2 separate regions of the Homo sapiens genome follow, and region 1 is linked to region 2. Evidence: chromatin loops called from intact Hi-C (ENCODE). Cell type or tissue: GM12878. All regions are shown on one strand. Each heading gives the region's core, and the rest is flanking DNA. Links, peaks and the distances in the headings are about the cores only. Region 1 has its middle 26 kb from the start of UGT2B7. Region 2 holds the start of LOC105377265 (a long non-coding RNA gene).

The links. A loop is a pair of places that touch in the nucleus more often than their neighbours do. Peaks named below come from ENCODE experiments on the same cell type or tissue, not always from the same donor. Only the 100,000 strongest peaks of a DNase experiment are listed, where the experiment ranks them.
Region 1: a loop joins it to region 2, with 1.9 times the contacts of the local background. A loop is called at or near these places in 2 of 110 quality-filtered maps.

What each region holds. Positions count from the first base shown.
Region 1 is chr4:69,114,905-69,130,170 of GRCh38, forward strand. It overlaps the pseudogene SPOPLP1. Among named protein-coding and RNA genes, the nearest start is that of UGT2B7, 26 kb to the left of the region's middle. In GM12878, for the core only: no CTCF peak of the experiment used is centred there; a DNase peak (open chromatin) is centred at 11,351.
Region 2 is chr4:69,053,332-69,068,597 of GRCh38, forward strand. It overlaps LOC105377265 (a long non-coding RNA gene), which reads right to left and starts at 7,924. Exons shown (of 5, transcript XR_001741714.2): 1 at 4,986-7,924; 2 at 3,338-3,445. It also overlaps a transcript of UGT2B7 not described here. RefSeq lists silencers at 1,167-1,367, 1,716-1,765. In GM12878, for the core only: a CTCF peak has its summit at 7,449; DNase peaks (open chromatin) are centred at 3,859 and 4,750; H3K4me3 peaks cover 1,025 bases; H3K27ac peaks cover 896 bases.

The DNA of each region.
Region 1 (15,266 bases), core at 3,927-11,926, 63 kb after region 2:
GGCCCCACCAGAGCAGCTAGATACAGAGTGTTGACTGGTGCACTCACAAACCCTGAGCTAAACACAAGGTGCTGATTGGTGTGTTTACAATCCCTGAGCTAGACATAAAGGTTCTCCAAGGCCCTACCAGAGCAGCTAGATACAGAGTGTCAATTGGTGCACTCACAAACCTTGAGCTAAACACAGGGTGTTGATTGGTGTGTTTATAATCCCTGAGCTAGACATAAAGACTCTCCACGTCCCCACCAGACTCAGGAGCCCAGCTGGCTTCACCCAGTGGATCCCACACTGGGGTCGCAGGTGGAGCTGCCTGCCTGCCAGTCCTGCGCCATGCGCTTGCACTCCTCAGCCCTTGGGCGATGGATGGGACTGGGCGCCCTTGAGCAGGGGGCGGCACTCGTCGGGGAGGCTTGGGCTGCACAGGAGCCCATGGTGGGGGTGGGAAGCTCAGGCATGGCGGGCTGCAGGTCCCCAGCCCTGCCCTGCAGGAAGGCAGCTAAGGCCCAGTGAGAAATCGAGCGCAGCGCCAGTGGGCGGGCACTGCTGGGGGACCCAGTACACCCTCCGCAGCCGCTGGCCCGGGTGCTAAGCCCCTCACTTCCCGGGCCGGCAAGGCCGGCCGGCTGCTCCGAGTGCGAGGCCGGCCAAGCCCACGCCCACCCGGAACTCCAGCTGGCCCACAAGCACTGCACGCAGCCCTGGTTCCCGCTCGCACCTCTCCCTCCACACCTCACTGCAAGCTGAGGGAGCCGGCTCTGGCCTTGGCCAGCCCAGAAAGGGGCTCCCACAGTGCAGTGGTGGGATGAAGGGCTCCTCAAGTGCCACCAAAGTGGGAGCCCAGGCAGAGGAGGTGCCGAAAGCAAGCAAGGGCTCTGAGGACTGCCAGCATGCTGTCACCTCTCAGTATTGCATTGTGCTTTTGATTTGCATTTTACTGATAGTGAAGTTGAGTATTTTTTCATACGTGTTGGCCAATTATATATCTTCTTTTAAGAATTGTCTATTTATTACCTTAGCCTACTTTTTGAACGGTTTTGTTTTTCTCTTGTGGATTTGTTTTAGTTCTTTGTAGACTCTGGACATTTGTCCTTTGTCAGATGCATACTTCCTGAATATTTTCAATTACTCTGTGAGTTGTCTATTTACACAACTGATTATTTCTTTTGCTGGCAGAAGCTTTTTAGTTTAATTAAATCACAACTGTTTATCTTTGTTTTAGTTGCATTTGCTTTTGGATTTTTGGTCATGATGTTTTTACCTAACCCAATGTCTAGAAGAGTTTTTGAAATGTTACCTTCTAGAATTTTTTATTGTTTAAGGTTTAGATTTCATTATGTGATCCATCTTGAGTTGATTTTTATAAGGTGAGAGACAAAGATGCAGTTTCATTCTTCTACGTGTGGATTGCCAATTATTTCAGCCCCGTTTGTTGAATAGGGTGTCATTTCCCCACTTTATGTTTTCGTTTGCTTTGTCAAAGATCAGTTAGCTGTAAGTATTTGGCTTTATTTCTGGATTCTCTATTCTGTTCCATTGATCTACATGCCTGCTTTTATACCGATACCATGTTGTTTTGGTAACTTTGAATATGCCTTTTAACATGATGGGTAATGTAGAGAGGAGGTGCCAGCTGGGCTTCCTGGGTCAAGTATGGACTCAGAAAGCTGTGAAACTCACTCATTTACTGCAGGAGGACTTACTTCGATCCTGGATGAATAATATTGAAGATAAATGCTTAAAATATTCCTAACACCAGGATTTGTGCATGTGTTTTCTTCCCCAAGAAAGCTATAAACAATGAAAATTTTGCTGTAAGTTTCCCTGTGTCCTCTCTTCCTCTCTCCCTTCCCCATTCCCGAAAACTAAAGTGAAAGAAATGTTAACTGCCTGTTTTTCTGTAACCAGTGGGCCTTATCTATACTCCTAATTCCAGTTCCTTGTAAACATCCTTTGTAAAGTCCCATAAGATCCTGTCTCCTTTGCCATACAGCTGCAAGGTCATAAAGTAGATAAAACCTAAGTTGCAATTCTGGTTTTCCTCAAGATCTAAGACATGTTACAAAGAGTTAATTGTCTTTGTTTCTCATCTGGTAACATCTACCCGCTGCACATATTTCTTACCTTAAAGAGTTTAAAAGGCAATCGTATAATCCAACTCTGCCTACACTTTCGGGACCCCTTCCACACTCTGGAAGCTTTGTACTCTTGTTCTGCTCGATAAAACCTACTGCTCATTCTCGGTCCGGGTCTCTATCACTTGCCGTGGTCAGCTGCCGCACCAGTTTTTGGTGTGGCTAGGCAAGAACCTTAGGCATTACAATGTGATGCCCCCAGATTTGTTCTTTTTCTTAGTCTTGCTTTGGCTATGCGGGGTTCAAAGCTGAGAATCAAATAACAACTCATCCATTTTCACAATAGCTGCAAAAAAAAAAAAAAAAAAAAAAAAACCTTAGAAATATACCTAACCAAGAATGTGAAAGGTCTCTACAAAGAAAAATACAAAATTTTGCTCAAAAAAGTCATAGATGACAGAAACAAATGGAAATACAGCCCATGCTCATGGATGGGTAGAATCAATTTTGTGAAAATGAGCATATTGCCAAAAGAAATATATAAATCCAATTCAATTCTCATTAAAATATCATCATCATTCTTAGCAGAATGAGAAAAAACAATCCTAAGTTTCATATGGGTTTTATTATCATTTTTGACCTTTAATAACAATTGTAAGTCCTTAATTTTAGGTTGTGATAATATAGAAATTGCACTTTAAAGGGACTTAGTGAATTTTCAATCTTGCTCAACATACATGTACATATACATGTCCATTTCTTTTAAAACAAGACACAGCATCAATTAACTAGCTAATGGATATGTTGTGAAATTCAATGTGTATTTTGAAGACAGCTTGAAATAATTATTATTATTCTACATAACTATAATCATTTTTTTTTATTTTCCACAAAGCCTTTTGATTCATCCCTCCTATAAATATAATATGGACATATAAATTTTTAGCATGTTAAAAATATATACAAAGCATAAAAAAAGTTTATAAATTTTGTGGAAAATAGATAAATCAAGTCATAAATCTCCTTTAATCTACACATCAGGGAAGCACTTTATGATCAAACTAGTCCAGATTGACAGAAATCTACTTGTCTTTGTCACTAAAAGTTCTTACCATTAACCAATTCTCACAAAAAATATTCTCCAGGGTAAGGTTTGATTAAAAACAAATATATATGTATATTTATAATTTTATACACATAGATAAATCATGTAATATATAAACACATACACACTAAAACATTGACAAGATAGAGAAATTATAGAAAATTTCATACAATTCATCCAGGAATTAATACAGATATAAAGAAAAACAGAACTTATATAGTGTCAAAGATTAATAATGTTGTCTTATGCTTATAAACCTGAATTAATTCACATAAAACCTATCCTATAACACACATAACAAAAGATTGGTATCCATTGTTCAGTGAGAACTACAAATCACCAACCAAAACAGACAATCTAATAAAAAATTGATGAAAATATGAAGAAGCAATACAAAGTAAAAATGGCCAATAAGATATAAAAGACTAAAAAGCTACTGACGCTCACAAAAATAGAATTAATACCAACAAATTAATGCCATAGAGAAGATTTGCACCCCATAAAAACCTGAGAAATCTATTTTTGAGGGAGTATAATTTGAAATAACACTCAAATAAAATGTAAATATGCCATTTGAAACTGAAGTTTTATATATAGAGATCTGTCATGCAGAAATCCTTGCATATAAGCACATGAATGAACTAAATTTCTCCAGCACTTAAATGGCTTTCAGTCAATGAACACGTGTACCTCCAACAAATGTTTGAATGTAGCCATTGCAGAGAACAGGCTGATTATCACATTACGAAACAGAAAAAGTAGTTTCCAGAAAAACAAATAAGTATTTTTTGTAATAAAATATATGTAAGCTAGTACAAAGAAGAAAGAATCTCGAAAAATACGTGTAATTCCAAGGATGAGAATTTAAATTTTTATTCTATACAAATCTGCAATGTTTAACTTTACACAACATTTTCATGTATTAATTATGAGATTTAAAATTTAATTTGTGGAATAAACACATTAATTCAAGACAGGAAGTTCCAAAATGTAATATCATATTATTAATTCGCTAGTGTCATTCAAAAACTTGATAATGTTTCTCATATATCAGCTCTTTTATCCACTTGTAGCTTGTTTTTAGGACATTTGTTCTATTTTTAAAAAATGTATGAATAAATACGATACAATGTTTAAAAATTGCAATAATTGTAGAAATCTAAATTCATGTAATTTTAATATTTTTTCTTTAACTATTTTTAATATTTTATGAATCATACAATAGTTTAATAACTTCTGCCTTCTCAGGAAGATTATATTTGTTGTTATTTTGAGACATGACTATAAATCCATTGACAATTTTCCTATCAAGTAATATCCCCTCCCTTTGAAGTTTGGCAAACTTTGTAGCTGTCTCAACACAAAGAATGTAATGGAAATAATGCAACTAAACATTCAAAGCTCTGGTGGAAACACAGCATGTTCTCTCTCTGTTTCTCTTTCTCTCTTTCTGTTTCTTCTTTTCTTGTCTTTTTTTCTCTCACTATTACTCAACAACTCAATCTGTAGTCCCCATAACAAATGACAATTTTGTAGAGACATAAATATATGCCTAAGAAATCCTGGTAGCCCACTAGCACTCTGAGACTTTCAACATAAATCACTAAGTATGTAAGTGAATGATCTTCAGATAATTATAGACCCAGGCACCATAGAAAAGTAGCTACCTAAGAAACTCTGTGGAAGGAACACACAACTGAGCCCACCTAACACAGAGACTCTGAGAGGTGACAATAAAATGATTACAGTTGTTTTAAGGCCCCACATTTGGAAACTGTTTGTTATGCAGTGATACATACCTGGAATAACTATTCCACATATTTTAAATTATAAATTTATAATAAAATTACAATTAATATATAACTACATGAGTGGGAAACTGTGATACTACACTTTGAAAATATCTGCACCCAGAGTAAGAGAGTCAACATAACATGGTGGTTAAGAGCTCGCACTCTGGATCCAGATGGCCTTGATTCAAGTCTTAGAAACCACTATATGATGACGTGGGGTTCAACAAATTACGGAGACTTCATTTGCCTCAGCTCCCTCACCAATGAAATGGCAATAGTTGTCATCGCATTATCAATATCATGGGGTTGCTGAAAGAACGAAGTCATTAATATTGCAAAGCACTAACAATTGTGTGTACAGCAAAATAAAATTTGCAATACTCTGATTAGACAAATAAAAAAATTCCACAATAATAATTTTAGTGTTCATATAATTGCATAATATATTATAGTTTCAAAACATGCCATGTTTCTAATGTAAATGATTAAAATGACAGCATTTACTATTTCAAGCATATGGGAATTAAATTTGTAGCATAAACCAAGGGCTGACAAACTATGGTCTCTTGGTCAAATCTGGTCAGCCACTTGTTTATTTAAAGAATAATTGATATAGGAATTTTACACCACAAAATTATACAATTAAACCATTTAATGTGCATTATTCATTGGCGTTTAGCACATTTGCCAGTACCACTACTATCTAGATCCAAAGTAATTTTTTCACTTCAAAAGGGAGCTTTATACCCATTAGACAGTCATGTCACATTCTCCCATTCTCCATGCCTTGCAACCTGGCATTATGTGTTGGCATCATTCTATAGCCTATTGGGTAATGCTTTTAAAAAAATCCAAATAGGTATATAACTTCAACAAAGTGTTTTATTTTTTCTTACTTCTAACATGTCCTATTTGTTTCTAAATAGTAATTCTATGATGTATAAAATTAAACTTTTGTTTCTAATTGCTCTGTTATTAAACATATTCAGAGGTGTTGTGATTTATATTGTTATGAGTTCTTTCCAATTTTATATTGAAGTCTCTTTCTTGAGAATGGCCATAAACCAAGATCCTGGAAAGCTCTGATGGAGGTGAGGAAATGAGTTTCAGATATATGAGTCAGGTAAAATATATTGAAATGAGAAAGGAAGAACAAAATGCATAAAATAGAAGAAATGTATTACTCATAGTTCCTAAGTGACGTTAGGGATGATGATAAGAAACTGACAGAAAGTCCAGAGGTGGCAGAGAGCTCAATCAGCTGTCTGGAAGTGGAAGGGGGAACCCCGTGGGAGAGCTTTTATTAAGGACCATGGATATTATTTCCTAGGCTTCTCTGCAGGAGTAGAAGAATGGCTGGATTAAGGGAATACACATGAAGGGGAAAATTATTATATGACTCTGGTATTGATCAATAGGTTATATCATGGTCATCACCTCTGTGATATATTGCATTTCTGGGTCATTAGGGTGAGAAACAAGTAGACTCTATCTCAAACAACTACACAAGGAAGGGAAGTTATAACAAAGCCAAAAGTGACAAGCTATGACTAGGTCTTAAACAACTCATGTTAAGCCTAAAAACGAATGCTGAGGCAGAACAAACTTATGACATGAAGGTAGACAGACATTTTAGAAGAAAACATGTCCCTAGCCAATTCGAGATTGGTAGCATAAAATGAATCAGCTCCAAAATGTAACAAGAATAAATAGTGAGAATTGTTTTTAGAGACAACTACTTAATGATATTAGGAGAAGTTGACTGCAGTGGCATGCACCTATATTCCCAGCTACTCAGGAGGCTGAGGAAGGAGGATTACTTGAGCCCAGGAGTTCAAGGCCAGCCTGGGAAAATTTGTGAAACCACATCTCCTCACCATTTTCCAGTTTAGGAAAAAAAAAAAAATAGTGCAACTCACAGCCAGCACTCATCTAATTTTACATAAATACACTCTTTGAGGCTGAAACAAATCTGACTCATTTTCAGTGTGAACATACATTATAAAAACTCTTCTTGGAGTTATTTCTAAACAGAGCTAACATCAGAATCATCTGAATCATCTATTTTAGAAAAACTGAATTTATCAAATTAATCTTCAGCCAACAACTTCTCGAGAACAACGTTAACATCCTGCTATATTTTCCAGGATTTGACATCTTCAACGATCGAAAATGTCTATATTTTGTAAATGGAAATAGCACTCATACAATAGAATGCTAAATATTGAATGTGTTTTTTCTGTTTCCAAAGTTGGTATGCTAAATCAATGAAAAAATAATAATAAAAGCTAGATATTTTGTGACAAAATTATCTCGAGGTAAATGCTGCATCTGCAAGTACTGCCAGCAAGTATTATCTGGGCAAACAGAGAAAGGGTTTAAAAAATAAAATTAATTAACAAATTTAACAATATACTGGGAATTGCCCTCAAAACAAGCAGCAAATAAACATTTATTAAGGAACACACTAAGGGTTGTTTAAAACAGCAAGAGCTTGTGGCATTAAACAATGACTTGTTTGCTAGCCTACCCTCCCTCAGTGCGACAGAAATTTTACTGCAAGCTGGCGGAGACAAGACCACTGGACTAACCCTCTGTGAAACTACTACAAGAGGGCTATATTATCTTTTTGGGAGGGAATAAGCTTCTTAAATTTTTCACACACAGACACCTCATCTATGTGTTACAGAGGCTAAATTTCTGGCAAGAGAGGCGAAAAAAGTTTCACTTCTTTCATTTAGCCATTGTCAAAACACAGTTTTACTCAGACACAGCATACTAAGAACGAGTACCAAATAGTCATTACCGTAGTTCTTTTATAGGATGGAGGTTCCATGAGAGAAGAAGCAAATTAAGACTATAGGCTAGCACCTTACTCTTAGTGGCACAAACAGAAGTGTGCCCCTGCAAGTGCCCCTAGCTCTGGAGCAAAGGTTGATGATACTTTTTTCCCAAGGAAAGAGGCAGACCATTAAACAAAGAGTTCTAAAGCTTTCATGAGAGTAACTCACTTTATATGAAAGAATGTGAAGGAAATTCAAGCCTAAGCATGTTGTCAAAATATGAAGGGTTTTTTGGTAACAGTTAAAGAAGTTGGTAATTTCATGAGTAATGCAAATGAGACCATAAAAAAGCTAATTAATCAGAAAAAAAAGATAAAGATAGAAAAAGAACAGTGTTTCCTGTGTTCATATCACCCTGAAATGCCTCAGAATCTATCAAGGCAAAAGTGCCTAAATGCTATTAGATCAGACTATGAAGTAATTTATGCCCTAAGGGCAACACCAAAAGAAAAAGATCAATCAGCTAATAATTTGTGAAGATTAAGAGGTAGACTGAGCATGTAAAACAAACAAACAAACAAAAAAACAGAAAAGAGTCAAAGAGTGTTCCTATTAAAACCACTGTTATTCAAGGGTTTGTGAAAATGACCAAGGGTGCACTTTCTGAGTAGAAACACCAAGGAAATAACACTGCAAGGTAAAGAGACTTCATTAAAATAATCCATCTCCTCACCAAACAAGTTAACAATTAGAATTAAAAGAAGATGGGGGTATAATTTCCAGAGTAACTATAATATATTATCTAAAATATTGAGGGTTTAACAAATTTTAACAGGTGTATAAAGAAATAGGAAAATGGGACCGCTATATGGGGAAAATAAGCAATAAAATATGCCTGTGAAAGGGATGAGTTGGGTTGGATGCAGAGGCTCACACCTGTAATTCCAGCACTTGGGGAGGTCAAGTTGGGAGGATGGCCTGAGGTCAGGAGTTCAAGACCAGCTTGGCCAACATGGTGAAACCTCGTCTACTAAAAATACAAAATTATCCAGGCCTGGTGGTGCATGCCTATAATCCCAGCTACTTGGCATGCTGGGACAGGAGAATTGCTTGAACCCGGGAGGTGGAGATTGCAGTGAGTCAAGATCATACCACAGCACTCCAGCCTGGGCAATAGAGTGAGACTCTGTCAAAAAAAAAAAAAAAAAAAAAAAAGATGAGTTGTAGATTTAGTAGGCAAAACTTTAAATTACACATTATAAATATACTCAAAGACCTAAAGGAAATCACATATAAAGCTGAAAATTAAGGTATAATGACAATGTCACATTCAATCGAGAATATATAGAAATAAATAGAAGTTATATATTTTTCAAAGAACCAAGTGAACATACTGAAATGAAAATATAATAACAGAAATAGACAATGCACAAGCAGGATTCTGTTTCATATTTGAGGAAGAAAAATAAGGGCCAAAAAATGCTGAAGAGAGATCAATAGAGATTATATAATCCAAAGAACAGGGAAACAAAGAATGAAGAGAAATAAACAGAGCCTTATAGACTTTTGGGACACACTTAAGCACACTAACATATGCAAAGTAGGAGTACCACATGAAGAAGGGAAAGATTCACTGGAAAATATTCAAAAATAATGCCCCAAAACGTCCCATAAACTATCTTAAAAACACTAATTTACAAATTTCAGAGGTTCTATAAATCCTTAGTTTAGAGTAAACACAAAAAGATCCAAACAGAGACGCAATAATAATAGGTTGAAAACTAAAGGAAGAAAATTATAAGGCATAAAAACAAAAACAAGTAACCATATATAAGGGAACTCAGGTAACATTAATAGCTGACTACTCATCAGAAAAAATGCTGCCCCTAAGGCAGTGCTATGCCATATTCAAAGTAATGAAAGAAAAAACTGCCAACCAAAATTTCTTTATACTACAAAATCATCTTTAAAAATTAATGGTGAAATAAATACATTTCTAAACAAACAAAAACAGGAAGTTATTGCTAACTAATCTGTCTCACAATAAATTCTAAAGAAAGTTTTCCAGGCTAAAAGTAAATAAACACAGAAAGCAGTGCAACTCCACATAATAAAAAAGTACACCTGAATAATTATGTAATTTTAACAGATAATATAAATTCATATTTATTCAACTTTCTTAATAAATTTAAGAAGCAAGTGTGTAAAGCATATACACGTATTTGTAATGCTGAACATTTAACTTATACATATGTAATATATTTGTCAATAACAGCAGTAAGGAGGTATGTGGATGCAAAACTCTATTGCAGTAAGGAATGACACCAAGAGGAGAGAGAGATAGGGAAGGATAGAGGGCAGGGGAGGAGGAATGTGGGTTGGTGAAGGTGCCTCCACAGGGACTTGCCGCCATTAACCCTGCTGCCTCCAGCACAGCCTCAGCTTCTCACAGCTGATGCAGCCAGGGCAAGTCCAGGCATTGAGAATACATGAGGGTGGCCCTTCTGAACCATGCTCCTGGGGAAAATCAAACACTAATGCTCTGAGATATCTAAGGTAAGGTACTCAACTCTGTAGGGTATTACATAAATCCTAAAAGAATGCAATAAACTGGTAATGTCTCAGGAACCTGCCCCACCTCTAACTAGAGATAAGTCTTCTTGTCCCATAGTAGAAAGCTAGTGTTATACACAGATCAAAATAGTAAAATGTTGAACACATAGACAATTAATAACTTCAGTTTTTGTCAAGAGGAAATGGGTGAGGCGTTAAAAAGTTCCAAATTTTCACCTGGCCCAAATGACAAAATGAAATGGTGTCTGAGGGTAAACCCAAAAGCATTAGATAATGAAAGTAAAGACTACTTGGTCCTTATATTTGCTTTTAGTCAGATGCCCCAAAAGTGAAGTGTGAGCAAAATTCAAATGTTCCCTTCTGAATGCTAAAAGGGAAGAAACAAAAGCAATGGAAAGCAAAAGAGCATATCAATTTGTGCAAGGGAAGGGCTGGGATTTTTAAAAATTCATTAGAAGAGACCTTTTGCTTGACGAAGCTAATAGTCTTTGACCAGATGACAAGCTTACATTATTTTACAAGATGAGTGTGATCCAAGATTCAGTAAACAAATCAGGACATACTAATACAAATACTTTCAAGATGCCTGAGGGTCGACTAGGAGAAGACTGAGGTAATCTCTGGGAAAACACAAGATTTATAGACTGCAGTTTTTTAGTGAGAGGACAAGAATTTAAAGCTCATAAATCTGCTTGTACCTGAATCCCTAGTTTTTAATGCCATGTTTGAACATGAAATGGAAGAAAGCATAAAGAATTGAGTGGAAATAAATGATTTAGACCCTGATGTTTTTAAAGAAATGGTGAGATTCCTTAACACAGTGAAAGGATTAAACCTTGACAAAATGGCTGACAACTTGTTGGCAGGTGCAGACAAACATGCACTGGGAACAGCTGAAGGTCTTGTGTGAGGAAGCTTTGTGTAGTAATCCCTCAGTAGAAAATGTTGCTGATACCCTTGTCCTTGCAGATTTTCATGTTGCAAAACAGTTGAAAGCAAAAGCCATAGACATTATTAATAGGTGCAGTGTACTTCAACAACTTGGGTGTAAAGATTAGAAAAACTGAAACAGCAACCAAGCAACCAATGTAATGGAAACATCAAGGTGGAAGTCCATGATTCAGTCTCACCCTTACTTAGCAGCAGAAGCCTTCTGAGCACTAGCATCTGCACAGTGTCCACAGTTTGGCATTCCACACACACGGCTAAAACAGTCCTAAATCTTCCGTGAACAGTTGAAAAATGGAATTGACTTTTAGTCATTCAAGTCTAGAAGGATTCTAAAAATAAACCATAAACCATAAGGAAGAGTTGTTTCTGTTATTTGGTCCACAGAACAGAAGCTAAAAAATCATATTGCTTGCATTTCAGATGGATAATTAATGGTTTATTCTTCAGCTTTAAGTTAGACTGATTAATTCACTTCAAGGCCTTAAATTATTTTCAATGACTTCACTTGTTTGTAAAACGCTTTAATTTTTTTTTATTGTGACTTATCATTTTGACCAATGCTATGCAGGATTGTATAAACTAGCTTTATAATGTAGTACTATTGATAACTGAAGATATTAAGTTTCAAAAGGATTTTTTATTTTGAAAAAGAAAGTGAATTTTATAGGGTTTGTCCTATGCTGTCTCAAGGTTTAAGATTAAATTCTCTTTAAAAGCCCTTGTATTGAAGTTTACCAGCAAGGTCTTCAATCTAAGTTCTGTATATATGGGAGAACCCATTTACCTTCAAAGTAAGTTACGGCAATACACTGCTTCAATTCTAATTTATTTTTCATTTCAGGGGGCAAATAAACAATGAGTTGGCCCAGATTTTTAGTGAAATTTGTGATGTTTGCCTTGTATGTTAACTGTCCAACAAACTGTGGGTTTATCAAAGTTTGCAATGATTGAGAACTGAATGAGGTTAAGATATCATGAAGAAAGCATGTATTGTGTGGAAGTATTTTTTTCTAATTTGTAGTGACCTACATTTATATATACATGTTAAGAGTAAGGATGACCAAATGTAAATTTAATGAGTGGGCCAATTAACAACCATATATATATATATATATATATATATATATATATATATATATATATATATACACTTTGACTTTTACTGTGTAACTTTTGTATGCTGAATGGTACATATTTATTTTTGCTTTTGAGAGAATTAATAAGGTAGAATAATTGTGTCTTAATATTTGAAAGAAATTTTTAGAAGGAGGCAACTGGGATGTTTATGATAATAGATAAGATATTCTTGATTGTATTAAATGGTTTTGGATTGCAAATACTCATTATTGAATTTACTCCTGTTTTTTCACACTTTGGAAAATACACCTAATAATAAATGAATCTTGGATAGTCTACTCTCCTTCAAAAACTGAACTGAAGGCCGAGGCGGGTGGATCACCTGAGTTCAGCAGTTTGAGACCAGTCTTGCCAACATGGAGAAACCCAGTCTCTACTAAAAATACAAAAAATTACTCAGGCATGGTGGTGGATGCCTGTAATCCCAGCTACGTAGGAGGCTGAGGCAAGAGACTTGCTTGAACCTGGGAGGCAGAGGGCAGAGGTTGCAGTGAGCCCAGTCTGCACCATTGGACCCCAGCCTGGGCAACAAGAGTGAAATTTCATCTTAAAAAAAAAAAAAGAGAGAGAGAGAACTGATACTTGCCTGTGGGAGACGCATACAAAAAGAGAGAAACCTTAGAGCATATCAGTTCACACACCAAGAGCATTCCCATCCACCTCTTATTTCTTCTTTGTGTTTCAGTTACTGTACTAACATTATGGATGATACAGAAATTCTGCTTAATATGAATAGTTATAAGCAATTTATAATTTGAAAAAAATAATGACACCAAATGATAACTTGAATTTATAAGAACAAAAAAGAATGGTAATGAAGAGGTGCAGTGTGACATTTTGGTATTATCATGATATTGGAGGCAGGTGACAGATATCAACAAATTCTACCCTGTCATTTAGTACTTTTGTTTACAGGATTACTGAGGGGTTCACACTACGAATGTTATCATAAAGGAGTTATGTATTAATGGGTAACTTTACTAGCACAATAACAAGAAGTACGTATTGAAAAAAATCTGAAATATATCATGGAGTTTAGGCTTCCCATGTAATCTGGGCCTTTTTACCTCCCTTAATTTTGAAATAGTCCTATTCAGTATGTTGTTCAGAGGGATATTCAGAGAATGGAGACTGAAGGCTCACCTTCATGAGTCTAAGTACCCACTCAGCCAGGTAGATTTAGAGAAATGGAAAAACCAAACTGCCTTAAGACTGGACTTTGCCAATGTCTGAAAGAAAGAAGTAACAGAAAGGAGGGGGATCTAAGGTAGATCCTGTGCAGTATAAAATGTGCCCCCAAAGGACTTTGCTTCTAACATGTATATTGATGCTACCTCCCATCTGAGAAAGAAGGGGGATATAAGCAGGAGTCAAGGCGAGTCACAGTGGCTCATGCCTATAATACCAGCACTTTGTGAGGCCTAAGTGGGAGAATCCCTTGAGCCCAAGAGTTTGATACTAAACTAGATGACTTAGAGACAGCCCATTTCTTAAAAAAAAAAAAAAAAAAATAGCAGGACATGGTGGTGTAATGCCTATAGTGTTAGTTACTCAGGAATCTGAGGCAGGAGGATTGATTGAGCCCAGTAATTTGAGGTTGAAGTGAGTTATGATTGCACCACTACATTCCAACTTCAGAAACACAATGCGACCCTGTCCTGAAGAAGGAGGAGGAGGAGGTGGAGGAAGAGGAGGAGGAGGAGGAGGAGGACAAATAAAGTGATATGGAAGAGAGGCAGGGAACTGCAGGGAGGAGAAGAGTGGGTCCCTGGCAAGAGCTCCACCCTTGACATGTGCCCAGGGACCTAGGTGAGGACAGGCACTCCCGCTCTTATGCCCAAATGTTGCATTTCCCAAGACCACACTGCCCTGCCGTGCCCCCATCATGTACCTATAAAAAACCCTGAGACTCTAGAAGGCAAGCACACAAGTGGCTGGACGTCAAGAGGAGTGGATTAGCGGAAGAAGAAACAAACAGCTGGACGTCAAGAGGACGTCCAGGTGAGCATGCAGGCAGGTCATCAACTGGCAGAACAACGTGGAGTTTTGCTGGAGTGATTGGAGAGAAGCCTGACTCCAGGGGAAAACCGTCCCCTTTCTGGCTCCCCCATGTGCTGAGAACTACTTCTACTCAATAAAACCTTGCACTCATTCTTCAAGCCCAAGACAATCCCATTCTTCTGATACACCAAGGAAATAACCCCAGATACAGAAAGCCCTCTGTTCACAAGCCATCTAAGAACTGCTAAACTAAAAGAGCATCGCATACAGTGCAGAAGGAAACCAGGCAGGGAGAGAGGTTCAGATGCTTCTTCCACCATACAATATAGTAATAACCAGCTTTCTAACATGTACAACACAACTTTGATATTTTAATATTTATAAAGCAATTTTTAGTTTTATATCCTGTATAGCATTCTTATAATCACCTATACTAATTTTTTGATGCAAATGTGTAGTTACCTTTAAAAATCAGATAGCAAGTAGATGTTAAAACTTGTAGATTATACTCTAGTTTATGAAGATTGCTTGATTGCTAGATTATACTCTAGTTTATGAAGTTTGCTTGGTAATTCCAACATCAGTACCACATGTTGGTACTAGGCATGTACTACATGGCTTAGCTATAGCAGACCATATAAACCACTGCTGTCAATGCTTTGGATTGTGCCATTGAAGAGTTAAGAGCCAGCAGAATGAAATTTAGCATCATCGCGATTTTGGAATATTTTCAACAGCCCTATTATTAATGAACTGACAATCAGTCTTTTCTACATTTAAATAATTTCCAATGGTAGCAAATGTGATATTATTCTGGATATATGTGATAAATGTCATTTGAATTTTTTTC
Region 2 (15,266 bases), core at 2,586-10,585:
ATTTTACTAGAAGATCACAGAAGTTAAAGACTTAAAAAAAACTTTGGCAATTAAGACAGCATACCAAGATGCAAATGCCTGGTTGAAATAGATCAAATATTCCATCTGCACGTTAAACAAAAGCAATTGTTATGCTTGTGCACATGGCAGGCCAGAGGCCCTAATTGTCCCCTTTCCACTACAGTGGTCCTCCAGTTGACCAGGCGTAGGCTGCATGGTAACTCTTTTCCAGGATTCTACAGCCTGGAGTAATAAGTCATGCCAAGCTCTCTCTGCTATATCCTGAAGTCCCTGTGGGTCAGCCTCCGAGGGCCATCCAGCTTCCATCTCCCAACACTAAGTTCACTTCGTGTCTCTCACAGCAGGGAGGAGACAGCATTCCTTAGAGACCTGAAAGGATGCAGTGAGCTTAAGAATTTTCGAAAGGTTATCAATCAGTCAGCCGTTGTTCATCCCCGAGCAGATGTGTGGTGGTATTGTGGTGGACCTTTACTAGGTACTCTGCTGAATAAGTAGAGTGGCACTTGTGCTTTAGTCCATTTGGCTATCCCTTTCATCCTGGCATTTCATCAACCAGAGGAAGAAAAGAAAATAATAAGATATCATAAAGCGAGAGAAGCCCCTTATAGGTCTTCCAACTCTCATATCTATTTAGATGCAATTAGAGCCCCGCAAGGAATACCAGATCAATTTAAAGCTTGAAATCAAATAGCTACAGGATTTAAGTCAATATTTTGGTAGATGACAGTGAATAAAAATGTAGATTAGATAAACTACATCTATTACAACCAACAGCAAAGAGCTTTTCATGAGTTAAAAAAAAAAAAACTCATGTCGGCCCCAGCCCTGAGGTTACCTGACCTGACTCTGTGAAGTCTGTGTGTCAGAAAAGAAAAAAATGGCAGTTGGAGTTTTAACTCAGACTGTGGGGCACTGGCCAAGGCCAGTGGCCTATCTCTCAAAACAAAAAGACAGGGTTTCCAAAGGCTGGCCCCCATGTCCAAGGGCCCTGGCAGCAATGGCCCTGTTACCACAAGAAGCAGATAAGCTAACTCTTAGACAAAACCTAAACATAAAGTCTCCCCATGCTGTGGTGATTTTAATAAATACTAAAGGACACCATTAGCTAATAAATGTTACACTAAGTAGATACCAAAGCTTGCTCTGTGAAAATCCCCACATAACCATTGAAGTTTGCAACACCCTAACCCTGCCACCTTACTCCTGGTATCAGAGAGCCTAGTTAAACATAACTGTTTAGAGGTGCTGGACTCAGTTTATTCTAGTAGGCCCAACCTCCGAGACAATCCTTAACCATCAGTAGACTAGGAGTTGTATGTAGATAGGAGCAGCGTCACCAACCCCTGCAAAGTGACTCTGAAGAAGACTACAAGCCCTGCTCCAGTCACACCCAGAAGCTGACTGGTCCACGCACGGCTGAAGCATGAGGAAACTCATCGCAGGACTCATTTTCCTTAAAATTTGGACTTGTACATTAAGGACTTCAGCTGAACTTCCTCAGACTGAGGGCTGTTCCCAGTATATACATCAAGTCACTGAGGTAGGAAAAAAGATTGCTACAGTCCTATTATTTTATAGTTATTATGAATGCCTAGGAACTCCAAAAGGAACTTGTTTGTACAATAACACTCAGTACAAAGTATGTAATCCAGGAAGTGACCAGCCTGATGCGTGTTATGACTCACTGTAAGCCTCCCATGATTAAGGACTGATCCTTTTCTAAGTGACAGAAGTAAAGTAATAGCTAAAAAAAAAAAAAAAAAAAAAAAAAAAAGAAAGGTCCCCAAAAACGTAATCTTAAAATTTGGCACTTGTGCTGCTATTAATAGTAAGCAGCATGAGATAAGATGTGGTTCTCTAAATTGAAAAACTAGTTACACAGTAAAAAAATAAGTATATCTGTCAAGAATCATATTTTTGTGAGATGTGTTAATACTGGTCTTGTGTCATTTAGACTACTTAAAAAAAGATAAAAAGGATCCTGTTTGACTCCAAAAAAAAAAAAAGGTCAGCCCCTCCCCTCCTGCATGAGTAGGAGCTGCAACCTTTTAAAATTGATAATCACAAACCCCTCAGACCCAAAGTAAAATAAAGAAAAATATGTAACATTAGACATTAACAGAAAAAGACTAGATCCTAGTGTAAGCATCCTAATAAAAGAAGAAGTTCAAGAACACTATCCAGAACCAGTATTTCAGACTTTCTATGATGAACTAAATGTGCCAGTACCCGAGATTCCAGGAAAAACTAAAAATTTGTTTTTGCAATTAGCCGAACACATAGCCCAGTCTCTACAAGTCACTTCACGTTATGTTTGTGGAAAAACCGTAACAGGAGATCAATGGCCATGGGAAGCCCCAGAATTAGTTCCTAAAGACCCAGTTCCTGATGAATTCCCAGACCAAAAGAATCACCCTGATCATCTCTAGGTTCTAAAAGTCTCAATTATTAGACAGTATTGCATATCTAAAGAAAGAAAAGGATTCGCTCATCCTGTAAGGCAGCTTAGCTGTCTTAGACAAAAGCTCTATAATAGTACCACAAAAACAGTTACATGGTGGAGTTCCAATTACACAGAAAGAAATCCATTCAGTAAATTTCCAAAGTTGCATACTGTTTAGGCCCACCCAGAATTCTACCAGGACTGGATGGTCCCCACCAGGTTATACTAGATATGTAGACACAGAGCTTATGCTAAGCTGCCTGATCAGTGGAGAGGTAGCTGTGCAATTGGCACCATTAAGCCTTCTTTCTTCTTACTGCCCATAAAAACAGGTAAACTTCTAGGCTTCCCAGTCTATGCTTCCCACAAAAAAGGAAGCACAGCCATAGGTGATTAAAAAGATAATAAATGGCCCCCTGAAAAAATCATACAATACTATGGACCTGCCACTTGGGCACAAGATGGCTCATGAAGATACTAGACCCCCATCTAAATGCTCAACCGAATCATACGGTTACAAGCTGTTTTAGAAATTATTACTAATAAAACCGATCAAGCCTTGACTGTTCTTGCCCGTCAAGAGACTCTGATGAGAAATGCGATCTATCAAAATAGACTAGTTCTCGACTACTTGCTAGCAGCTGAAAGAAAAGTTTGTAGAAAATTTAACCTTACTAATTGTTGTCTACACATAGATGATCAAGGACAAGTAGTTGAGGATATAGTTAAAGACATAACAAAACTGGCACATGTACCCATGCAAGTGTGGCACGGACACAATCTGGAAGCCATGTTTAAAAATTAGTTCCCAGCAATAGGAAGATTTAAAACTCTTATAATAAGAGTAATAATAGTAATTAAGAACCTACTTACCGCTCCTTTGTTTCCTACCTGTACTTCTTCAAATGATAAAAAGCTTCATCGCTACCTTAGTTCACCAAAGTGCTTCAGCACAAGTGTACTATATAAATCACTATCAATCTGTTGCACAAAAAGACATAAGTAACAAAAATAAGAGTGAGAACTCCCGCTAATAAAAAGTGAGAGTCTCAAAAGGGGGGAATGAAGGAAGAGAAAGACCCTCTCATATTATTTTATATTGTTTTATCCTCAGTACCTGTTTTAAGAAAAAAACAAATAAGTGAAATCAAAGACAGGCAGCCCAGCACCATGCCCAAAACCAGCCCTGGGCCTGCCTGGCTTAAACCTAGTAGTTAAAAATCAACTCATGACTTAGAAACTGATGTTATTCATAAATTCCAGACATTGTATAGAAGAACATGGTGAAACTCCCTGCCCTGTTCTGTTTCTCTCTGACCACCAGTGCGTGCAGCCCCTGTCATGCACCACCTGCTTGCTCAAATCAATCATGAACTTTTCATGTGAAATCTTCAGTGTTGTGAGCCCTTAAAAGGGACAGAAATTGTGTATTTGGGGAGCTCAGATTTTAAGGCAGTAGCTTGCTGATGCTCCCAGCTGAATAAAGCCCTTCCTTCTACAACTCGGTGTCTGAGAAGTTTTGCCTGTGGCTTGTCCTGCTACACACACACACACGCACACTTGCATGACTGTGCATTAATAATAGAGGAAATGTATCTTGTGGCACATACCTCCTTCCAAAGGAACTGAGTGATGAGGTTTGTTTAAAAAATTGACACTACTGAAAACAGTATGGAGGTTTCTCAAAATATTTAACGTAAGATTACCATATGATGCAGCAATCCCTCTTCTGGATATTTATCCATAAGAATTAAAATCAGGATCTCAAAGGGATATTTGCACATCCATATTCATAACAGCACTATTACAAAAGCTCAGACCTTGAAACAATCCCAGCATCTATCTGAGCAAAGTGTAGGAACAACCGGGTCCGACTGGTCTAAAATGAAAGGAAAGGTGAATGTGCTGTGTTGTAACTGGCAGGAAATGGGAGGAAAATCCTCAAAACCCACCCCATTGGAATTCATGTTAAAGAACTTTAAGAAAGGCTTTGTGGTGGAGGGGGTGGTGGTTAGGGAGTCAAGTTAACCCACTGAATGCTGAGAGCTCTCTGTGAATTAGAATAGCCCTCTTTTGGTGTTGGCTGGCTGGCCAAATGTACTTATAGATAGGGACACAATTGGCCCTGTGTTTAAGGTGGTGACCGGAGTCAGAGGACAGTCAGGGCATTCAGACCAAATTTCCTTATATTAACTCATGGCTGAATGCAGCCCTGTTTAGCAGCTTATTGCAGAATGCTCGCAGTTCAAGCCGAGAGTAATCAGCTGTGCTGGCAGCTACAAAGACAAAGTGAAAACAGAGTTAAAGGGAAAGTCACAGGAGCTTGTAGCCTGAGCTGAGCTGAAAGTGAAATCTTCTCTGGCAAACACAGAGACAAAAAGAAAGCCACAGGAAAACCCAGTTTTGCAAGAACCACTGGAGGGAAGAGACCCTTCCTCCATATGCTCCAATCTACCCACCTTTACCCAGAGTTACTGCCTCTGAGGAGTCAAGCTCAAAGGGATACATGCCCCAGTCTCACCTGAGATGGAAAAATCTGAGCCCTCACTCCAGGAAGTTAAGGTGAAATGCTAGGAAAATAAAGCAAACTTGTCTCCAGTCAGGTCATGTTTGGGCTATGCAAATGCCTTTCTGGGAAACAAGAGGACCCCGACTAGGACCCAAATGAGGCAGCCCAACTACAGCAGCTGCCCAGATACCAAAAGGCACTCCTGCAAAGTTTAAGGGAAGGCGGGAGAAAGGCAATCAATATAGGGAAAAATCTCATAGGTGCTTCAGGGTGCATATGAAAGCCCCAGCCAGTTTTATAAAAGACTTAGTGAGGCCAGCACATGCTGAACACGGCATTTGTAGAGCAGGCCCAGGGGGATATCAGGCAAAAATTGCAGAAAATGGAAGGTTTTGCAGGCATGAATGCTATTCAGTTTATTGAAGTGGCCACAAGTTGTACATTAACGGAGATCAGGAGGCAAAGACAGAGGCTAATCAAAGGCTTAAGAAAAAGGCTGATTGGCTGGCAGCAGCTCTCACAGGGAGGGAAGCTGGCTTTGCAAGGTGGCGTGATGTGGGCATGGAAGTGGGCATGGAAGAAGCCAGTATGGACAGGGATTTGAGAGCAGGCCCAGGTTGGAAAGAGATCAGTGTGCACAGTGCAAAAGACAAGGACACTGGAAGGATGAGTGTCCAGAGAATAATAATAAGGAGAAGGGTCAGGGCCATCGTACAGGAAGGCCACCAGCCAGGGGCTGCCACACCCAGGAGAAACCAGGCACTGATCTGATCAGACTGGCAGGGGCTGAAGGATATGAGGACTAGGACAGACCAGGCTGCTTCTCTTTGGGCCCTGAGAAGCCCATGGCCAGATTGGAAGTTAGAGGCCAGCTAATGGACTTTATGGTAGACACCAGAGCTAAACACTCAGTAGTGACCCAACCTATAGGGCCACTATCCAAGAACTGTGCAACTATTGTGGGAGCCACTGGAGTCTCTGAAAAGAGGCCCATCGGTTGGTCAAAGAGGTGTGTTATAGGAGGATGAGAAGTCCAACCTGAATTCTCATCCCAAATGGTTCTGTTCCTTTGCTGGGAAGAGACCTACTTCAAAAACTGCAGGTACAGATTACATTTGGGCCACAAGGGAATGTAACTTTAAATCTACCTCACCCGGAGGCTATGATGTTAACCCGTACTGTACCATAGGCTGAAGAATAGAGGCTATATGCAAAAAAGACTCTGGAACCAAGAGTAAATGAAATGCCTGGGTTGCTTACTAAAATTCCCAGAGTTTGGGCTGATAGTAACCCACCTGGACTGGCTGTAAGTCAGGCACCAGTGGTGGTAGAGTTAAAATCCAGTTCAGGTCCAACAGTACCTGCTACTCCCTGAGGCCATACTGGGTGTCCGCAAATATTTAGAGTCTTCATAAACATGGAATCATAGTCAAATGCCAGTCACCATGGAACACCCCTCTCTTGCCAGTGCGGAAGCCGTCTGGTGAATATAGACCAGTACAGAATTTGTGTGTGGAAAACTAGGCCACGGTGACCATCCACCCAGTGGTGCCAAACCCATATACTTTAATGGGACATATTCCAGCAAGTGCCACTTGATTTACAGTCCTAGATTTAAAGGATACATTTTTCCGTCTCTGGCTTGCACCAATTAATGAGCCTATTTTTGCTTTTCAATGGGGTAAATCACAGTACACTTGGACAAGACTCCCACAAGGATTTAAAAACTCTCCTACAATCTTTGAAGAGGCACAGGCCTCAGACCTTAAAGCATACACCCCACCAAACAGTGACTGTGTCTTGCTCCAGTACATTGATGATCTTCTTCTAGCAGCCCCGACCTGAGAGGACTGCTTCGAGGGGACCCAAGACCTCCTGCACTTGCTATGGAAGGCAGGATATAAAGTGTCAGGGAACAAGTCTCAAATCTGCTCTGAAAGTGACCAGTATTTAGGCTTCTATATAAGCCAAAGGAAAAGATGGCTTGGTAGTGAACAGAAGCAGACCATTTGTACACTTCCTACTCCAACCACCCGGTGACAAGAGAGTTCCTAGGGCCAGCAGGGTCCTGCTGCATCTGGATCCCAAATTTCTCGCTCATGGCTAAGCCATTATATGAAGCCACAAAGAGGGGAAAAAGGAGCTCCTCCTCTGGGAGGCTGACCAGGAGAAGGCCTTTAAGGAAATCAAAGAAGCCTTGACTCAGGCCCCAACTTTAGGACTGCCAGATCTAACTAAGCCTTTCTTTTTATATGTCCATGAGCAAAAGGGAATGGCCGTAAGAGTTCTAACTCAAGCCATAGGATTGTGGCATCACCCGGTGGCATACCTATCCAGGCAATTGAATTCTGTGGCACCTGGATGGAGTCTTTGTTTTAAGACACTAGCTATCACTGCTCGGCTGGCACAGGAAGCTAATAAGCTGACTTTAGGACAGCAAGTGACAATCCAGCTACTGCACTCAGTTATAACTTTGATGGACCAAAGGGGGCACCATTGGTTTTCGAATCCGAGAATAACTCAATACCAAGGGCTCCTATGTGATAATCCCTGTGTAACTTTAGAGACTGTGAGTACCCTAAACCCAGCTACCTTGCTCCCCATTGAATCAGTGCCAGGAAGCCCCCTTCATTGCTGAGTGGATGTGGTAGATGAAGTGTTCTCAAGCCAGAGAGATCTGACAGATCGGCCCCTCGGAGACCTGGACATTGAATATTTTACTGATGGGAGCAGCTTCATACTAGAGGGAGTCCACCAAACTGGGTATGCAGTGGTGACTTTGGACTCAGCAGTAGAGGCACAGTCTTTGTCTACAGGAACTGCCTCTCAGAAAGCAAAGCTGATAGGTCTTATAAGAGCTCTCTGGCTAGCAAAAGACCAGAAGGCAAATATTTACACAGACTCTAAATATGCTTTTGCCACTTTGCATGTTCATGGGGCTATTTACAAAGAAAAAAGACTCTTAACTCCTGGAGGTAAAGAAATAAAGTGTAATGAAGAAATTCTACGGCTCCTGGATGTGGTATGGGCCCCCAAACAGGTAGCAGTAATGCACTGTAGGCAAAAGGCAGGAACATTAGAGGCTAAAGGAAACAGAAAGGCAGACAAAGAGGCAAAGCAAGCTGCAATGGCAACTCCACCTTCTATTCTAAAGAAGAAGCCTTAGCTATGCCTCTCCTCCTGGAGATTCCCCTTCCAGGGACCCCAAGCTACACTCCAAATAAAAGGGCTTGATTTGCCCAGGAAAATGGGAATTACGTTGAAGGAAGATGGTGGAAATTCTCCAATGGGAGGCTAGCCATACCTGAAATCTTGGCCCCCAGATTTGCAAAACAGTTCCAAGGAACTCACATGAGAAAAACGGTGCTAGAGACATGATTAGGGTGTCATTTCTATGTGCAATGGCTCACCGCTATTACTTGAGCCATTTGTAAACAGCGTTTAACTTGTGCCCAAAACAACCCCTGAAAAGGGCCCACTCAGCCCCCGGGAATTCAGGAAAAAGGAGCTATGCCCTGTGAAAACCTGCTTATGGACTTCTCCGAATTGCCCCAAGCAGGGGTCTATAGGTACATTTTGGTGCTTGTCTGTACCTTTTCAGGATGGGTCATGGCCTTCTCCGTCAGGACAGAGAAGGCATGAGAGTTGATGAAGGTATTGTTAAGAGACATTATTCCCAGATTTGGACTGCCCCTAACTTTGGGTTCAGATAATGGACTGGCATTTGTGGCTGAAATCGTTCAGGACTTAACTCGACTGTTAAAAATAAAATGGAAGTTGCATCCAGTCTACCAGCCTCAGTGCTCAGTAAAGATGGAGCACATGAACCAGATACTCAAGCAGCTGCTGAAGAAATTTTGTCAGGAAACTCATCTGAGGTGGGACCAGGTCTTGCCCATGGTCTTTCTCCAAGTCAGGTGCACCCCCACAAAACAAACCACACTGGGTATTTGCCCAATGAGATTTTGTTCAGCCAGCCACCCCCAATCATAAGTCAGATTAAAGGTAATCTCCGTGAGCTACAAAAACTAACTTTAAGAAGGCAAATGCAGGCTTTAGATATGGCCATGCAAAAAGTATATGGCTAAGCGCAGGAAAGAATGCCTATAAGTCTGGCAGACCCAGTACACCCTTTCAAACCTGAAGACTTTGTTTAGGTTAAGAAATAGACTCCAACTATTCTGAGCCCCATATGGGACGGGCCCCATATTGTGATCTTGTCCACTCCCACTGTTGTTAAAATTGCAGGTATCGTGCCTTGGATCCACCACAGTCAGCTGAAATTATCAGCCCAGGACCAGTGGACCAACCAGCAGGACATAGACCATCTGACCCGAATGATCCTGCAATGAGACCACATTGCCAGTGGAGATGACAACAGCACTGCTCTGGTCACTCTGGAAGATGACCAGTCTATGCATGGTGGAAGCTTGAGAAAATAGCAAGCCCTGCTCTAGTCACACCAAGAACTGACTAGTCTATGCACGGCCGAAGCTTGAAGAATCGTCATCAGATGAATAAATGTGGCCAGAAATCTTAGGCCCAGTAATCTTCTTTGTATTATTCATTATATTGCTCTTGTGCTATTGTTTAACCAACCCCCTAAATGCCTTTACTGTTCATGCTGGCTGTAAGAATGCTACTGTTTGCTTTGTTTGTGCTGATCCCCATATCTATGCTAGAAGGAGGACCCGTATTAGGATGCCGTCACTGCATGCACACTACATGGATAAGAAACACAGTAATTGCTCACGCCTGTAATCCCAGCACTTTGGGAGGCCGAGGCGGGCGGATCACGAGGTCAGGAGATCGAGACCATCCCGGCTAAAACGGTGAAACCCCGTCTCTACTAAAAATACAAAAAATTAGCCGGGCGTAGTGGCGGGCGCCTGTAGTCCCAGCTACTTGGGAGGCTGAGGCAGGAGAATGGCGTGAACCCGGAAGGCGGAGCTTGCAGTGAGCCGAGATCGTGCCACTGTACTCCAGCCTGGGCGACAGAGCGAGACTCCGTCTCAAAAAAAAAAAAAAAAAAAAAGAAACACAGTAATTAAGACTTTATTATACCATACATACTATAGGTACCTGGGCACAAGATAGGTCAGGGGGTACTGTACCCCTATTTACATGCTTAATCACATCATAAGGTTGCAGGTGGTACTTGAAATCATCACTAATGAGACAGCAAATATGTTAGACTTGCTGGCCCAGCAAGCCACAGAAATAAGGATCACCATCTATTAGAATAGACTGGCTTCAGACTGCCTCCTAGCCCAAAAAGAAGGATTATGTGGAAAGTTGAGCCTGATGAATTGCTGCCTAGAAATTAATGATAACAGGAAAGCCATCATAGAAATAGCTGCCAGGATGTGGAAGATAGCTCATGTCCCAGTTCAGACCTGGAACCCAGATGGTCTCCAGATTCCCTCTTAGGAGGTTGGTTTTCATCCTTTGGTGGTTTTAAAACAGTAGGGGTAGTGTTGGCTATATTAAAAGGTTGCTTAATGTTCCCTTGCCTCTTAGGCCTCCTCATCAGAAACATCCAATCAATCACAGAATCCATCGTTAACAGAACCACCTCCACTCCACTGATGGCTCTAAACAAGTATCAACCCGTACCAAACAGAGAAGAACTGACTTGTAATGAGGAATTAAATGATAGTGATGCCTTCTATTGAATTCCATTTACAGGAGGCATCAAAGGGGAAGATGAGATGGGAAAGAAAGAAAGAAAGAAAGAAAGAAAGAAAGAAAGAAAGAAAGAAAGAAAGAAAGAAAGAAAGAAAGAAAGAAAGAGAAAGAAAGAAAGAAAAAGAAAGAAAGAAAGAAAGAAAGAAAAACAAAATTAAAAAGAGAAATAAGCTTTCCTGTATTAGGCTAACTTGTCCCAGACGCAGCAACGGGTGCAGCCCAGACCCAGGGAAAGTCCTGATACTACTGTCTAAAAAGCCAGGAGATGCACCAAAAAAATGTGGTCTGTAGACCCTCCCAAAACTCCTTCAACATAGGGAGAAGAAAAACAAATTTTCCTTTGTTTTATGGTATGACTTTATAGATTCTTGTTCTCTGTAACTAGTAACTTCAAGTATTCTGTTTTGTCTAAAAGGTACTGCGAAGGTCATGAGACGCCTGAGAAGGCCTGAACTACAGCTGTCTGGGCACCTAGTGAAGGTTATAAGGCAAACCAGTGCAAGGCTCTTTTGAGCAAAACCTAGATAACAGACATCTAGGTTGCAAAGCAACAGTCATGTGTAATCCCGAGTTATGAACTATCACAATTTGATTAATTGTTCTCCCTCTGTATCTCTGCTTTCATGCCACTGTAAGCCTACATCAAGTTAGCCCACCCCTTTTGGAAAGTGTGTATGAAAGTCAAGTGCTGTCTTTGTTGGGGCCCAATCTCTGGATGTTAAGTCAGCTGAGTCTGAGTGCACTCAATAAAGATATCCTCCTGTATACACCCCAAGGTCTCTCTCTGGTACTCCTGATTCCTGCAAAAAGATGTCAATTTATAAACAATATACAGGACAGATGATAAAACAGCACAAAGAGTGTTGCTGATTGGTAATATTTTGCCGTTAACGTTGTGATTAGAAAAAAATACATAATTAGGAGGTGCAATATGGCATTTTGGTATTATTATGATAGTGGTGGCAGGTAACAGATATCACCAAATTCTGCCCTGCCATTCAATTCTATTATTTACAGGATTCCTAAGTGCACTGTACACACTACAAATGTTATCAGAAAGGAGTTATACTTTATGAGTTACTTCACTAGCACAATAAGTAGGTATCGAAAAAAAAATTGAAATGTATCATGGAGTTTAGGCTTTCCATGTAATCTGGGGCTCTTTACTTACCCTAATTTTGAAATAGGTCTATTCAGTGTATTTTTCAGAGGGCTATTTAGAAAAAAGGAAGCCCAAACTCACCCACCCTCAGTCTAGGTACCCACTTAGCCATGTAGATTTAGAGAAATAGAAAAACCAAACTGCCTTGGTGGACTGGATTTGGCCAATATCTGATAGGAAGATGTAATATAAAGAAGGGGGATCAAATCCTGCCCTTAAGGTAGACAGAATCTGTCAAGGCTTTAGAGTGTACCATCAAAGAGTTAACAGCCAACAGAACAAAATTTAGCATCATCACAATTTTGGAAGTTTTTCAACAGCCCTATGATTTATAAACTGTCAATCACTATTTTTACATATAAATCATTTCCAGTGGTAGTAAATGTGCTAATATTCTCGATATATGTGAAAAATATCACTTAAAATTTTTTCTTGGAAGAAGCACTTAATAATTTGTAAATCAGAAACAAATTATATGTACTTTCTAAGTAGATTAGTGTATTTCTCATACATAGATGATGGCATAGATTTGCTTTTTTAGTAAATTGTCAGATATCAGACTCTAACTTATGGAACAAATGAATATAAGTAAACTCACTCCCATTTGATTGTTTTGTAAATGAAAAATGTAATATTAAATTTGTGAGATGAATGTGTATGTAGTAAATACATTAATAAAAATGTGTAGATCATTAGTAATTTTTTAATCTTCTTTATACTAGAATTATGTCTGCCTAACAATTACTTAAATATTTGAACTTTTAATTTATTATCACAATTTTCTAAGTCACTATGTATGAAACATCATGATTGTATTTAACTTGACAATATAAAAATTAGTCAAGAAAATATAGTTGTTCCATTTACTTCAGTCTTCTAATAGTTCTCATTACTTAACTTGTCCTCATTTCCTTATTAGCCATAGGGAAGGCATTTGACTAGGTGATCTCAATGTTTTTAGAATTCTAACAGATATGCTATCATTTCAATTTCACTCATAGAACAAGGTACATACTTTTTTAAAACTTTTAAGTTCAGGCGTACATGTTCCGGTTTGTTGCATATGTAAACTTGTGTCATGGGGGTTTGTTTTACAGATTATTTCATCACACAGGTGTTAAGCCTAATACCCATTAGTGATTTTTTCTTCTCCTCCCTCCACCCTCTAAAAAGCCTCAGTGTGTGTTGTTGCCCTCTATGTGTCCACGTGTTCTCATCATTAGGCTCCCTTGTCTATATAGTTCTATGGAAATTTGATGACAGGAAATCAGATACCTTAGTACCAATATTCACCTATATAGTGGGTAGTCCAGAATGACCTTCTCGGTAAGACTCTGAGGATCAAATATTGAAAACTTTGGTAACAGCATATGAGGATGAAAATGGTTCAACAGAAAACACACTGTTGAAATAATAAGTGATTCACCATTTATTATTTAAAAAGTCAAAAATAAAATCTAACTTCTTTACATTTATCTTCCAGTCCTAGGGAAAATATAATAAACTAAAAGAGGTTGACATTTTATTATACATAGTCACATTCTTTATGGCCAGAAACAAACTATCTTTATTTCAAGTGTAGTTACCTTTCACAAAATTTTTTTTCAATAATTTTCTGGGTTGTCTGTCTCCTAATTCAATCATTACACCTACCCTTCCTCCTAATGTATAGATGTTGCAAATGCAACTGAAAAATGACAGCTCATTTTCATGATGATCTCCTGCATTTTCTATGGGAGTAAATCCTCGGTCTTTATCATGGAGTGTTGGTAACACATTTCATGATGGAGTGTGGCCTGTCCTTCCTCTATTCAAGCACCATCACCACCCCACTCCCTGCTGCCTTGGATACTATGCCTTATCATACTCAGTGACTTCACCATTTCTCTAAGAGAACAAGTTCTGGCATGCATCCTGCTTCTTTTGTGGGGGAGGGTGGTAATGGGAAATGGGTGACACACAACTATCTTTATCCACAGTGTTCTCTATTTGTCCACATGACAATATTGTATTAATTCTTCAAGTCTCAAGACACATACCACATCTTAATGTGTAGCCTTCACTTATTGCCCCAGAGGACTTGGTGCATCTTCCTCTGTGATCTGAAACCAATTTTAATGCAGTTTTACTGTTGCAATAATTTGTTATCTAGAGAACACTGCCTGTTTCATTGCCTCATATTGTGCATTGCTCATTTTATTTCTAAGACTTACAATGCATAATTTTTCAAAAAATCATCTATTCTTAGGTCATCCACAAACCAAAGCTTTTATAACTCATGATGGATCCAATGGAATGTATGAGAGAATCTATCATGGAATCCCTAGGGTGGGGCTTCCTTTATTGCAGATCAACGTGACAACTTTGCTCACATGAAGGCTAAGGGGGAAGCTGTTAGATTGGACTCAAAAACAACATAAATTACAGATTTGCTCAATGCATTAAAGGCAGTCATTAATGGCCCTACACAAATGTAAATTTTTTAACCTCATAGCATGTGTTCATACTTTCTCACATGAAGGCCAAGGGAGCAGCAGTGACTCTGAATATGAACACAGTGCTGAGTACATATATTTTTTGTAACACTTAAAGGCCATGATCAATACACCATTGTGTTGCAATGTGTTTTTTTCGTTTGTTTTAATGGAAACATTTGTCAGAGGTTTTAGGATAGTGCATAAGTTCTAAAATAGCCAAAAAGTAAAATAAGAGGAATTACTAAAGATGGTAACAGAAGGATTATAAGAAAGATTGAGGCCAAAGTTGAAGCAGAAAACCATAAATATTATTACAGTACTGACTAATTTTCAGCACACTTATGTTGTCTTTCAGAATGAGAACTCATCAAATGTTCATTTTTAAACATTTTTTGTCTATATTGAAGGTATACAAAGTGATATTATGGAATACAAATACATATTTAAAAGGTTACCATAATAAAACAAATAAACATATTCATGATCTCATATTAGTTATTCATTTCTTTTGTTTTTAAAGCTTTCCTAAGATGATTTATTTTCAGTAATCAGCATGACAATCAATCTCTAATTCCCATTATATTTAATGTTCTCCAGATTTTTACACTACATTTTGATCCCATCACTGATAATTTGTAAACAGCTAGAGCTTTCAAATTTGCCTTCAAAAATTATTGAAAAGAGGAGATATTAGTATAAATGTAGCCATTTATTTGTTCTTACAGTGGTGGTTGATTTGCTTATTTTGAAGAATTATAAAATCAAAAAATAATTGACTTGAAAGATATAAGTTGGAATATTTCTGTTTAATAACCAAAATGTATTAAACCAGAAATATGTAGTTTAAAAATTATTTTAGTGCATACATTAATTTCAGTTATGCTATTACTATTATATTAGTAATAGCAATAATTTTTAATAAGCATAATGCTGGTATTGAAAAATGAAGATAACTTTTAATTAGTT